3 separate regions of the Homo sapiens genome follow, and regions 1 and 2 are each linked to region 3. The links are chromatin contacts, found by Hi-C or POLR2A ChIA-PET in ENCODE. All regions are on one chromosome and are shown on one strand. The core of a region is the stretch at or near the end of the contact, and the rest is flanking DNA. Distances in the headings are between cores, read along the strand shown. Region 1 has its middle 88 kb from the start of NPIPB11. Region 2 overlaps LOC105371159 (a long non-coding RNA gene). Region 3 has its middle 130 kb from the start of LAT.

The links. A loop is a pair of places that touch in the nucleus more often than their neighbours do. ChIA-PET counts read pairs that join two places held with the same protein, here RNA polymerase II (POLR2A). Pooled maps may share reads with other maps.
Region 1: a loop to region 3 is called in a map of Calu3, with 5 times the contacts of the local background. The contact joins two enhancer-like sites. A Hi-C loop is called at or near these places in 7 of 168 maps with a recorded cell type or tissue (CD4-positive, alpha-beta T cell, Calu3, aorta and 3 more), 3 of 37 single-sample maps with no recorded cell type and 13 of 50 pooled maps.
Region 2: a loop to region 3 is called in a pooled map, with 4 times the contacts of the local background. The contact joins two enhancer-like sites. A Hi-C loop is called at or near these places in 2 of 37 single-sample maps with no recorded cell type and 4 of 50 pooled maps. POLR2A ChIA-PET finds 5 or more read pairs at or near these places in 1 of 52 experiments (K562).

Annotation. Positions count from the first base shown.
Region 1 is chr16:29,316,144-29,320,306 of GRCh38, reverse strand. It overlaps the pseudogene SNX29P2. Among named protein-coding and RNA genes, the nearest start is that of NPIPB11, 88 kb to the left of the region's middle. RefSeq lists an enhancer at 211-711. Within about 2 kb of position 1,631, at least 9 of the 41 ENCODE cell types and tissues checked have a DNase peak (open chromatin) inside an H3K27ac peak, as active enhancers do.
Region 2 is chr16:29,288,464-29,292,363 of GRCh38, reverse strand. LOC105371159 (a long non-coding RNA gene) reads left to right here. Exons shown (of 3, transcript XR_007065044.1): 2 at 1-1,549. Among named protein-coding and RNA genes, the nearest start is that of NPIPB11, 120 kb to the left of the region's middle. Within about 2 kb of position 1,468, at least 8 of the 41 ENCODE cell types and tissues checked have a DNase peak (open chromatin) inside an H3K27ac peak, as active enhancers do.
Region 3 is chr16:29,112,671-29,116,880 of GRCh38, reverse strand. It overlaps the pseudogene RRN3P2. Among named protein-coding and RNA genes, the nearest start is that of LAT, 130 kb to the right of the region's middle. RefSeq lists an enhancer at 1,206-1,754. Within about 2 kb of position 1,345, at least 21 of the 41 ENCODE cell types and tissues checked have a DNase peak (open chromatin) inside an H3K27ac peak, as active enhancers do.

The DNA.
Region 1 (4,163 bases), core at 382-2,881, 200 kb before region 3:
CTTACAAACACAGTTTCGAGAATTCAGGTGTGTATTGTTACTGTTCCCCTGGCAAACACAGTTTGGAGAATTCACGTGTGTATTGTTATTCTGTTCCCCTGGCAAACACAGTTTGGAGAATTCACGTGTGTATTGTTATTCTGTTCCCCTGGCAAACACAGTTTGCAGAATTCAAGTATGTATTGTTACTCTGTCCCCCTCACAAACACAGTTTGGAGAATTCACGTTATGTATTGTTATTCTGTTCCCCTCGCAAACACAGTTTGGAGAATTCACGTATGTATTGTTACTGTCCCCCTCATAAACACGGGCCTTTGTTGTGTCCACCCATGGATGTCAGGCACCCAGAACATTCTGGTGCACAGTGGCTGCTCCTGTGTAAATAGTGATTACAACGGACTGCAACACACCCTCCCATCGCTGCTCAGGTCCGGGGCTTGCTTATGTCATTCCCAATGCCTCTCCATCGTGCTTTCTCAACTAGAGCACAAACTCCTTACGGACAGGGCCTGTGTCCTCATCCCTGGAGTCCCTATACCACAAGCCGAGTGGGCACAACCTACTCTCACTGTGGGGCCAAAGCCAGGTGCATTGTCTTCCTGGGGCTCACCGTGCACACGCAGAGAACTGTCTTGGGACCCCCAGGTCTCTACCACCTGCGCTACGGAGAGCTCTCAGCACGCCCTGAGCAGCATCCAGAGATGCCCTGTATTCAACAGGGAGAAAACTGAGGATCCGAAGGCCACGGCGGAGCAGGTGACAGGATGGAGCCAGCGCCCCACTGCATGCCTGGCCACTTCCCACTAGGCCACAGGACCCCATCCCTGTAGCGATGACGAATCTGGGCATGATGGGAAGGGCTCTTCAATGCAGTGGCCTCTCTAGCTGGCTCATGCAACTTCACTAATTTACAGGAAAATACAGGATGGAATCCAAAATTGTAGTAATAAAAAGATTAAGCTGAAAAGCGTCCTGTTTTGACTACCAAGAGCCTCAAGTTTGGACTCTACTGCCCAAACCCTAAAAATCTGTTCCCATTGAGACTAAAATGGTGGAAATAATTAAAACAGAGAAAGAAGTGTTTGGGTTTTTTTAAGTACTCTATTAGGTATCAAAAGTCCCTCGGGTTTTGGAAACATGCCTCTTGACTTTCTTATCAGTAGATACTTGAGACACGTTTTGACTCTCTGTATAATCACAACAAACCTGTCTGTGCTACAGACAAAAAGAAACCAGCCAGGACAGTGGGATTTGTAGGATGAGAGGGAAGAACACCCTAAAGTCGTTTCGGCAGCACATTTTCATCCTCATGCATAAAGAAGCCATACAGGAAGCAGCCGCTCTTTGGCTTCCAATTCTCGGGTCATCTCTAAAATACTCCAAGTCACCCTCAGATCTTGGCTGGGTGACTGGGGCGCCTCAGGAAGCCCCAGGCTGAGCAACTTTAGTGACTCACAGAGGAACCCAGCCGCTGGCTGTGGTCATGGGGGAACCTAACCATTAAAATCACTAGGAAATCCTTACAGGAGAGCCCAGCTGCTGCCAGAGGTTGCACCATAGTTACCGGAAAACCCAGCTTTCAAACTGCACTTCAATAGTTTCATGAGAGCCCAACTACTGACTTTAGATACAAAGCAGCCCAGCTGCTGCCACCGGGAGGCAAGAAAGAAACAGCCATCCCACCAGCAGGAAAACGTCTTTGGAGCACGAGTCGATAAAAAGAAACATCCTCAGAACCGCCCTCCTGTGACCCTCCGACCTTCACACTCCAGGAGAAAAATTCCATAGACTTTGAAGGATGAATGAGTCCACACAAAATTTAAAAACGGGTTAGTAACAGGAAAGAAGATAAATCTAAAACACCCAGGTGTATAGGTAAGAGAAATGAGTGAAAACATTCACATTTAAATTCAACTTTGTAAAAATTAAGTTGCCAGTTCAAACCCTGACTCATACTTATTAAATAAAAAATATATATTCATCTGGTTACCCGCCACCGAGTTTCCACTGTCCTCAGACATCAAATTATCTAATTCCTTCCGTCTGCGCTCCAGGCCCCAGCCTGGGCGAATGCTCCCTGCCGGCCACCAAGGAGATCCAGAGAATGGACCAGCCGCCCAAGTGCTGCCCGCAGAGCGCGGCGGGTGAGGAGGGCGAGGATCTGAAAATGCACAGATGGGTGCAGGTGCTGCCCGCAGATGCTACTGGACAGCAGCTGGGGCAAGCGCCCACTTCTGGGCAGCCCTCGGGGCTCGGATTCCTTTACCTTTTCTGACAGCACTGAGCAGCCGCACTTAACAGGGAGTGGGAAAAATCCTATCATGATGGGATCAAAAGATCACCTTGAATTTAACTGCCATTTTCCACTTTAAGCATTTGATCTCATGTTATTTGATGGACTTTTTTTAAAAAGCCTCATGAAGTAGGAATGTCACTACTCTCATCACTTTGGTTTTGAGGCAAAAGCCAGAAAAAGGAGAAGTGATGTGTCCAAGTCCAATTACTAGTTAGGAGTGAACACCGGCCTTAAAGTGCAAGCTTCCTGGGCCCACCAGGTGGAGAAGCAGCGGCCCTCACTGGATCCTAGGAACCCATGAGAGGTGCTCAGGGAGACGGGAAGAACACGCACAGCCCCGCACACGTGCCTCTGCTGTCCTGAGCTCCCTCAGCCCAAGGCACCCGCAGGCCCTGCTCTGGGAGGCCTAGTCGGACTTCAATCGAGGCAGAAGTCTCCCCCCTGAGCAGTGCCCAGGACACAAGGAGAACAGAAGTGCTCGGCATCCGGCTGCTGAGGCTCATGGGATCCCCACAGCGTGGCGTCACCTGGGAGGAGAACACCCTGTCTGGCCTCAGTCCCTGCTTTCCCCAGCCATATCCCTACACTATGCCCACTGAGGCCCCTCAAGGCCAGGACGGGCTTGCCTTCCAGGCTCAGCCAGGCAGCATCCCTGCCACCGTGCACGCCTCTATTTTCCTGGCGAGCTGTCCTGCAGTCCCCAAAGAGCTAAAGAGTCTCCATTACACCGTTAGTTGCCTTCCCACTTTCCAGAACCCCCGTTACTGACTCTGGTGGTTCAAATCACAAGCCGATTCCCAGCTCTCCATCTGTGGGGCCATGAGAGGCACTGTGGGAAGCGAGACAAGAGAGCCAGGAGGGCTTGTCATCCTGTGCCTTGGTGGGTGGCATGTGGCTTTATTAGTCACAAAGGAATGAAGAGCACCACCTGCTAACGCACTCTCATGTGCAAGGGAAGGCAGCACAAAACCGAGTGCCAACAACTGATTTCTTCAAATTACAGACTCGACGTGACAGCGCTGCCTAGAAAAACAAAAGGCATCTCGAAGCCTCTGCCCGATGGAAGCCAGCTGACATGCTCCCTCCCGGGGGAAGCACGCACAGCCCACACCCCGTGCACCTCACATGTGCAGCCTCCAGGCCAAGCCGGCCACCTTCTTCAAGCCTGCTGACTCATTCCTTTATGAGAAAAAATGATGGAGAGACACCTGTCCTCAGTCTGTTAGCAAGAGAGCCCCTCACAGCCACCTGCAGGACTACCTCCAGGTCACAGCATCTGGGTGACCTGCTGAGAAGGAGGCTCTGCTCACTTTTCTGCCTGGAGCCCACACTGACCACACCTTCCTCCCAGCTTTCAGTCACCGTGAGGCACTCAATGTCCCAAGACAGACAGACAAACACCCACCCCTGCGTGGAGTCCACATTCTGCCTTAAGGACACATATAGGTCAGCCTCACCATTTCACCTCACAGAGAACTTGGAGAAGAGACAGCACTTGACCACCCGTGTCCTGTGTACTGGGCTGAACAGTGTCCCCACAAAACTCATGTCCTGGCCCAGGACCCCAGAATGTGACCTGACTGGGAACTAGGGTCTCTGCAGATGTGATTCCTTAGGTTGTAATGAGGTCATCCTGCAGGAGAGGGAGCTCCAAATCCAGTGACTGTCGTTGTAAGGAGAGGGACACAGAGGGAGACACGGGGGGAAGACAGCCATGGGGGACGCGGGCAGAGACTGGAGGGATGCGGCCACCACCAGAAGCTGGGAGAAGGAAAGGGCCTTCTCAGGCAGCGTGGCCCTGCCCACATCTTCATCCTAGGCATCTGGCCTCCAAACCTGCACGAGAACACAAGCCTGTGTTCTAAGC
Region 2 (3,900 bases), core at 219-2,718, 180 kb before region 3:
ACAACAGGCCGTGCTGTCTCCTGGAGCCTGGGGCCTGGCACCTGGGAGCTCAGCCAGAGCGGCCCCAGCAACCTCCCTGTAGCTCCAGCAGTGCCATCCCTGTGGTCAGCGTGGACCTGGCCTCCCAGTGGCCCCAAGTCCCCCCATAGCTCCAGTACTGCTGTCCCTGCAGCGTGAACCCGGCCTCCCAGTGGCCCTGTATTCCATGGAGGCCTGGGCCCCCTGCCCTCCTGAGCCTCACAGTGACCAGCCAGCCTCACACGCTGCTGACCCTCAGTAGTGGCCAACCCCGTGTCTGTCGGAGGGCACAGGCCACCATCCCCATGGAGCTCAGGCCTGCTGCCTGGGCAGGGGCCCTCCAGGAAGCCTGGCACTTAGGGGTGGCAGCTCAAGCTTGTTGGGGGTGGGGAGCTGGCCGGGCAGTCAGGGCCCGTCATGTGCGACTTTGGGCCAATCCCATCCCCTCTGGGCCTCTGTTCCCATTTACCAGAGAAAGATGGTCTCCGCTGAGCCAACCACCTTCATCCAAACCGAAGGACAGAAACCACCTCTGCTGAGCCTGGAAGCAGCCAAGGGAGTGGAGAAGCCGGCGGGGATCCCCAGGTTGGGCCACACACACCCCAGTGAGGCTGCGGGAGAGACGTGCCACCTCCCGAGGTGCAGAGTTTCGCAGGGCACAACCCACTCCCGTCTGCTCCTCCAGCACCCTGTGACCCAGGATGGGCGGGTTTCCTGTGCCCCACTTCACAGACGGGAACATTGAGGCTGGGGGGAGCTGAGTGAGGAGTTTGCGGTCCCCAGCCACACGGTGTGACTCCAGCTTTGCTCAGATGCCACACGCTGCACGCACTCCTTTACTGGATGCACCCGGCCCCGCTGGACACTGACGTGCCCCCTCCCAGGACAGCAGCAGGAGCACCCAGCCCTCCTGGATGTCCCCCTGCCCCTCTGTGCCGCAGCCCTCATGACTCACTGGGAGGCCAAAAGGAAGCCCCAAGTGATTTTCTAGCAGCACCTCCCGCAGCCCTCGGGGTGAGGCTGGGCTGTTCTGCCTGCGAGTGGTGCTAGGGGAACCTCCTGAGGGGTCCCAGGAAGGCCCCTGGCCTCCTGCCTCCACACCCCTGATTTCTTGGATCCCTTTCTTGGTCAGTGAGAGCCGACTGGGTGAAGTCACCCCTGGAGGAGGAGGGAGCTGAAGCAGCCGGTGACTCACTCACACGAGACAGTGGGCGGTGGCCAGGGCAGAGCGGGACTCCCCATTGCTGGCTAAAATCCAGACAGCGCCTTGGCCCGAGGTGTCCCTGACAGGACGAGGGTGGAGTGGCAGCTGCTGAAACCTGAACTCCTCTGCCCTGCCCCCGTCCCTTGACCTCACGCATCTAGTAGGTCAGCGCCAGAGGAAATCCTCGAAGAAAATGGGCGTCTCCCTTGCTGAGCACAGAACCGCAGTCAGTCCTGTGTGCCCGCTCCCTGGATGAGGACAGGAAGGACGTGGGGGAGAGGCCACAGTCACCCTCAGGAGCCCCCAGACCCACTGGAAAGCAGCCCAGTGAGCATCTGAGAAGTACTGCCTGTGCCTGGTGTGAGGGTGCAAGGCGGGGGGCCGTGTGGCCAGGCAGCCTAGGGTTGCGCCAAAGCCCAGCAGGTATGGGACGAGCAGGACCAGACTGGGAGGGGCTCGGGGGAGCGGCGACCTGTGCTGAGCTTGAGTTGTGGCTGGGCTGGGAGGCCGGACAAAGGTGTGTTTCCTCTGGCCATGCAGGGGTCAGGCGGTGGTGCTGGGGAGGACGATGTGGGAGGAAGATGGGGCTGGGATGAGGGGCCAGGGCTGAGCTCAGCAGGTATTGGGAGGTGCCATGGGGCTGTGAACATGCATAGGTGGGGAGGCTGGGGCGGGGGCAGAGCAGGGGACAGTCCTGGAGCCAGCAGACAGGAGGAGGCATCTCTACAGCACCCCAGGCTTGGAGACAGGGCTGGCTCACCTCAAAGGGGGCCATGGGAGAGAGGAAGGTGGGCATCAGGGCTGGCCTGCCCCGGCCCCAGGAATACGTGGGAGTTGAGCTGCATGAGGGGTGGCCAGCCTAGGGCAGGGCAGGAGCCACGGGGCGTCCGCTCCTCTCTGTGGGTTTTGGTGTGGGAGGAGGAAGGACAAGCTCCTCCTGGAAGCAAAGGGGCCTGAGGACCCAGGAGCAGAGTGACCTTGTGGGCAGGGCCGTCCCTGAGGCCTGCTACATGCAGAGGACGTGGCCCCTGTGGCCAGCTTGGTGCCAGGAGCAGGTCCTGGGGGGTGGGGAGTAAGTCTCCCAGGGGCCGAGCTCCATGAGTGCATGTGGCGTGGACACTGGGCCTGCCACAGGGAGGCTGGTGTGGGCAGGAGGCTCCCTGGGAAGTGGAGAAGCGCTTTCTGTGAGCTTGTTCCAGGGCTCTGGTCAGCCCAGCCCGGGGTCTCATGGCCACACAGGTCAGCAGGAAGGGGAAGATGCCCCAGCAAGGAGGCAGGAAGGTGGCCTCTGCCCGGTGCATCAGTCTCGGAGGTGGGGGACCCAGGGTTTGTTCTCAGCAGGCCTCCTCTCCTCCTCTGCCTCACAGGCACCTCTGGGATGGGAGAGGCGGTGTCTGCAGGGCCCTTCCCACAAAGTCTGTCCATCTGCCACTGCTGCTGCTGCAAGGGGCTACGGGTCCTCTGGCGACTCTGAACCCCTCGGAAAAGGGAGGCTTGAGCTGCCCACTGCACCCTTGACCCCTTCTGAGCCTCTCGGCAAAGTCCCAATCCACCCTCCTCAGGAGGTCCCAGGGACTTGCCCACATGGGCACCCCATGCCCTCAGCCAACCAACCCCACCATGGCCCACACGCCTGCCCCTCCCTCTGTCTCCTTGGGGCCCCGCACACGTTGGCACAGAACATCTCCCTGCTGGGTGACCTCTTCCCGCGAGCGGCCCAGGACAAGTGCAGCTTTCTGGGCAGACACTGGGAGCGGGCATTCCCGATTCACAGAGGACTCACCTCGGCGTACTACAGCGGCCTGGCAGAGCCCAGCCTGCAACAGGGGCCTCGTATGCATCTGTTGAGTACACCAGTGAATCCCAATCCCCCAGTTCGTTTTCTACCCCACAGGCCCAACCACTGGGTGGGGTGGGGGAGGCATTTCGCTGGACGCCATGGAGACGCAGTATCGTCTGGGAACCTGAGTCTCTGTAAACCCCGGGGTCGGACAGACCAGTGCCAGCAAGCTCCTTCGCAGAGAGGAACTCAGACACGAATCCCTGGAGACTCCTAGTTCTCATACAGAGCTTGTTTTTTACTTCCATGTTCAAAGTCCGGATTTTCACAGGTCTGCTTCTCCCGGGGGCCACGCCTGCATTTCTGCGAACGATCCCCAGCTGTCCCTAATGAAACGTGCTCCTCCACTGAGAGGGAGCCCAGCCCCACTCAAGTGGGTCAGAGCTCGTCCGTAGGAGGCTGTGTGGGGGTCACGCCACCACAGGACGCAGATCTGCCAGAAGCCTGTTTTATTGCACTTAACTAATTCCCAAGATAAACCACTGGGAATTTCCATGTAAGCACTTAGGCCTCTGTTTATGAGAATCTTTGATCCACTGAGAATGTTTAGAACTCACTGAAGCATCCCTGGCCCTGCCCAGCACCAAGCCTTCCAAGATGCGTGAGGGCAGGGAAATTGTCGGCCTGTGCTTGGTCTGTGGGGATCCAGGACCCCAGGAGGGGACCCCAATAGGGAGCCTCTGCCCCCCAGGTGGTGGGGTCTCTGCTGGGACTCTGCAGGCTCCTGCCCGTGGCCAAGTTCATGGCTGTCTTTTCCAGAGCTGCCCCGGAGCCCTAGACAGCCCCATGGAAGGGCCCATCTTCCTCCGGCCGTGGAGGAAATTTGCAGCCATCCGTG
Region 3 (4,210 bases), core at 96-2,595:
ATCTGACAGGAAGCCTTGGATGAGTGGACACCAAGCAGGTCCGAGACTTCTTAAGACATCATAAAGGTTCCACTCAAACAGTTCACAAACTACCACACAGCCTTCTAAGATTAGACTCATTAGACTCTACTTTTTAAAAATAAGCAAAATAAAAACTGCAGATTTGAATGAAAAGTTTGATATATTCATGTGAAATGTATAAACACCACATACGAAGAAAAACATATCTAAAGACTAGCCAGGTAGAGTAGGAAAAAGGAAAGAAGCACGTGTACATCTTCTAAGATCTGGTGGGTTAGTTCCAAAGAAAAGGTGTATGGGCCGGCTTTATGTGGAAAGGAAAGGTGAGGATGACTTCAGGTCATCCTGGCAGGATGCCATGTGTTCGGTTTCGGTCTAACTAAAGTCAGCTTTAGTTAGAAACTGCTGAGACTGCTGAGGCAGACACTGCGCATCTCCAGCAAACTGAGCCACTAAGCTGCGGGCCTGGGCGAGGAGGTGACGCGCTTCTCCCCAAGTGACCTGAAGGCCCCGGCACCCTGGTCTGTTCTTACCATCGCACTTTGTTGCACATCTGGGTTGTCCTGAGAGGGGAGCCGGCAACCATGGGAACCTGGATGGGGCTGTGCTGCTTGTTCGTGACCAGATCCAGCTTTTCTTCTAAGGATTTACAAGTAGCCTCCAGGGCTTGCAATTTGGCTTCAATGCTATCCAACCGCAAGCAGATTGTCTGGTTGATGGAATACAGGAATGACTGGAAGTGAGAAAAGACCGGCTTTAGGAAGGGTCTCCTGAACTGTAAGAAGACAACCCCAAGAAACACCAAACAGCTATTTCCTGATCTCAACTCTATCTATTCAGACAGAACAATCCCCACACTGGAACTAGCTTCTGAGCTATGAGCCAGAAACATGTGAGTAACAAGTTCACATTTTACACACGAGTCACACGTCCTGTTTCAAATGTGATGATTTAGTCATGGTTTCACTTCTATGTGCAGTTGCAATTCTTGGTTAAGCCCATTTAATTTTAAAAATGTACTTTAATATGTTATTATTAATCAGTAAATTTACATATAAAACTAGTCAAATCTTCTCAACAATAAAAACAGATTACACCTAACATCGAAACAGCATAAAAGCCACAGGCCACGCACATTCACCTCACACCCCGCTGCCTAATCGGAAAAGGTGACGGGACCCCCTGTGGCCCTGACTTGGGATTTGGTCCTGAGGCTCCCGTGGGGCTCTTGAGCGGCAAGCTTGCCACCTAGTGGTTGGCAAAGCCGGGCTCCACGTCTGACCTTTCCGGCTGAGTCTCCTCCGGATTTCTAACTCCAAGTAACCACAGTGAGCAGTCACGTGCCGGACTCCAAACCCAAGAAACAGAAAACACACAAACCAGAAAGGGAAGAACTTCATTTCCCTAGCTGCCGTCCCATCCAGGAGCCACCATGAGCACACGTGGAAACGTGTTAATCACACAGGAATTGCACTGTGCAAAAGAGACACCCTCCACCAGGTCTCACCAGCAGACAGAAGGACACTCCTTCGGGTCTAGGGAGGGACAGGTTGGGGGAGTGCCCACCAGCCCTGCTTAGTACTCAGGAAGGCTGGCACCTGCCTTAAGAATCAACAGCTGAAAATAGCACAGAATTTGTGTTTTGTCTTTTCTCTCTCCTTTCCTGCCCATGACCTAAAGAGTGTGGGGTCCAAAGTGCACACATCAGAAGGAAGGGGGAGGTAGGCTCGGGACAGCAGGGGCGGCACTGTGGCAGCCACTGAGAGCTGGCCGTGGAGCTCGCAGCACAGGGGAGCGGGAGGCCGTCCCACACTGACGGGGGAGCGGGAGCCTGGCCCACATTGAAGCTGGAACCGCTTTCCCACTAACTGCAGCTGACCTACAACACTGCTTACACCCACTCTCCTTTCTGATCTCAAGGGAATCTGCAGAATATCAAAACTGCAGTGATATCCTACAACATGTAGCTGGCATGGAAACCTGGTGTACATAGTGGCAGGGACAGCACTGCAGGAGGGAAAATCCACATATTGCCCAACAACTCACCTTTTCTCAGGTCACCACCTCTCCTGGCAAGATTCACCACTGGGCACTGATATAGACAGGAGCTAAAGAAACCAACTGAAACTCACCCTCCCTGACTGACTACTCTCTGTTTAAGGCGCGTGTGAGAGAGGGAAGGAACCACGGCATCAGGTGGACCCAAGCCCACGTGATGACACTCAATCAGCTTATCTACAAAGGAGGCACGGTCCATGGCATGACAAACATGCATCGTCTTGAAAAGCAACAATAGGTGGCTGAATCCCTGAATGGCCACTGATAACCCCGCTATTTTCAACAACCAGAGAACATCAAATGTTTGGCTCTCAAATTCTTTAAACAGTACACCCATATTATTTTAATTCTGAATTACCAATGATTCTGCCTGGGGTTTTGGGAAAAATCACTCTTATATACCAATAAAACAACCTAGAGCCACGCACACGACTCTACGCAAGTCACATTCAACCGGGGGCCCACCCTCTTCTCAACAGTGGGACAAGGACAAAGGCAGGGCCACTTCCATGCCCACTTTATATATTTCTGTGCTATGTGTAATAGATGTGTCTTCTGTGATAAAATCACAACTGCGTTTTATTTAGGAAATGATAACGCAGTGTTTACTAAAAGAGCCACATCCTATCCATTGGTTGGAAATAGGCATTTTACAGTGAATTTATTTGTAAGTTTTTCATACACATTTACACTGCTTCTCCTTGTTAACAAAACAAATTAAATATTACCAAATAGACACCCTGTGTAAGTAGAGGAATTATATGAAAAGTGACTTTGGTTTTGTGTTGCTCTCATAACCTTCTCACATGTGCCGATATTTACCTCTGTGACTGCAAACACTGGAACCAACCAAGCAAATTCAAAGATCCAAAAATAATTAACTGAATGAGCAGTTCCCAAGAACCCCATCTAGTAAACTTTAGAATCTAAGTGACTTAAATGGCAGACACAGAAGTCATTCATCACTGGTAGAAATTTCACTTTCCTTCCATCCAAAATGGGCCTGCAGGTGTGTGGGAAGATGCCTCCTTCAGCAGCATCTCAAGGTAAACAATTCTTACTCTTTGTGCTCTTCAAGAGAAAAAATGGCTCACACTCTTCTGTAGCAGGCTGCCTGGTGACATAGCCACACCCTAAAGTGATATATCCACATCCTAACCGCCAGAACCTACCCATGTGGTCTCTTTGGAAACTGTGGAGATGTAATTTAGAAACTCTTTGGGTCTGTGTAGATGTAATTTAGTCAATGAGATCAACCTGGATTAGGGTGGGCCTTAAATCCAATGACAAGTCCTTACTAGAGGAGAGAAGGGGAAACAGTCACAGACACACAGAGGTGGCAGCAACATGAAGAGGAAGGCACAGCTGGAAGGAGCCCCACAAGCTGAGGCAGGGCCGGAGCCACTAGAAGCTGGAAGAGGCAGGAAGGATCCACCTTGTAGAACCTTTGGAGGGAGCGAGCCCCTGCCTGCATCTTGGTTTTGGATCTCTGGCCTCCACAGCTGAGAGGCTACATTTGTAAGCCATCCCATTGATGGTAATTTGTTATAGCAGCCCTTGAAATCTGCAATGCACTACACATCACAGAACACTGCAGCACACTACACATCACAGAACACTGCAGTGCACTACACATCACAGAACAGAGTCAGATTTTTACCTTTATAGATGGATCCTGGCAATTGATTTCTAGTCGCTGGCATTTCAAAGCAGGTTCGTCTTCATCTGTCGCTACATGATTCTCCAGAACAACTGAAATCAGTGACAGAGAAAAAAAATGTTTAACATGAAAAGTTTTACAGAATTATTTTAACATTAAGATAGTAAACAGTGCTGACACCTTAAGGTTGAATGAGAAACAGCAGAACCTATTTCATATTTTACCTTTTTAAACTTATTCTCAGTCAGGCAGAAAAATAGGATAACTCCTTAATCCCAAGAAAAGCCCAGACACTGGGTAATTAATGTGCCACTGAGTCAGTCCTAACTCCAAACCTGCAAGCTTCTGACTTCTGACTCAATGCTCTGTGGGGCTGCCCTGTTTGGTTTGAGAAAACCCACGATAAAACCCAATCGATAATAATGATTTCTTCCCAACTTTAAAATAAAGTTTTATCTGTTGGTCACCTCA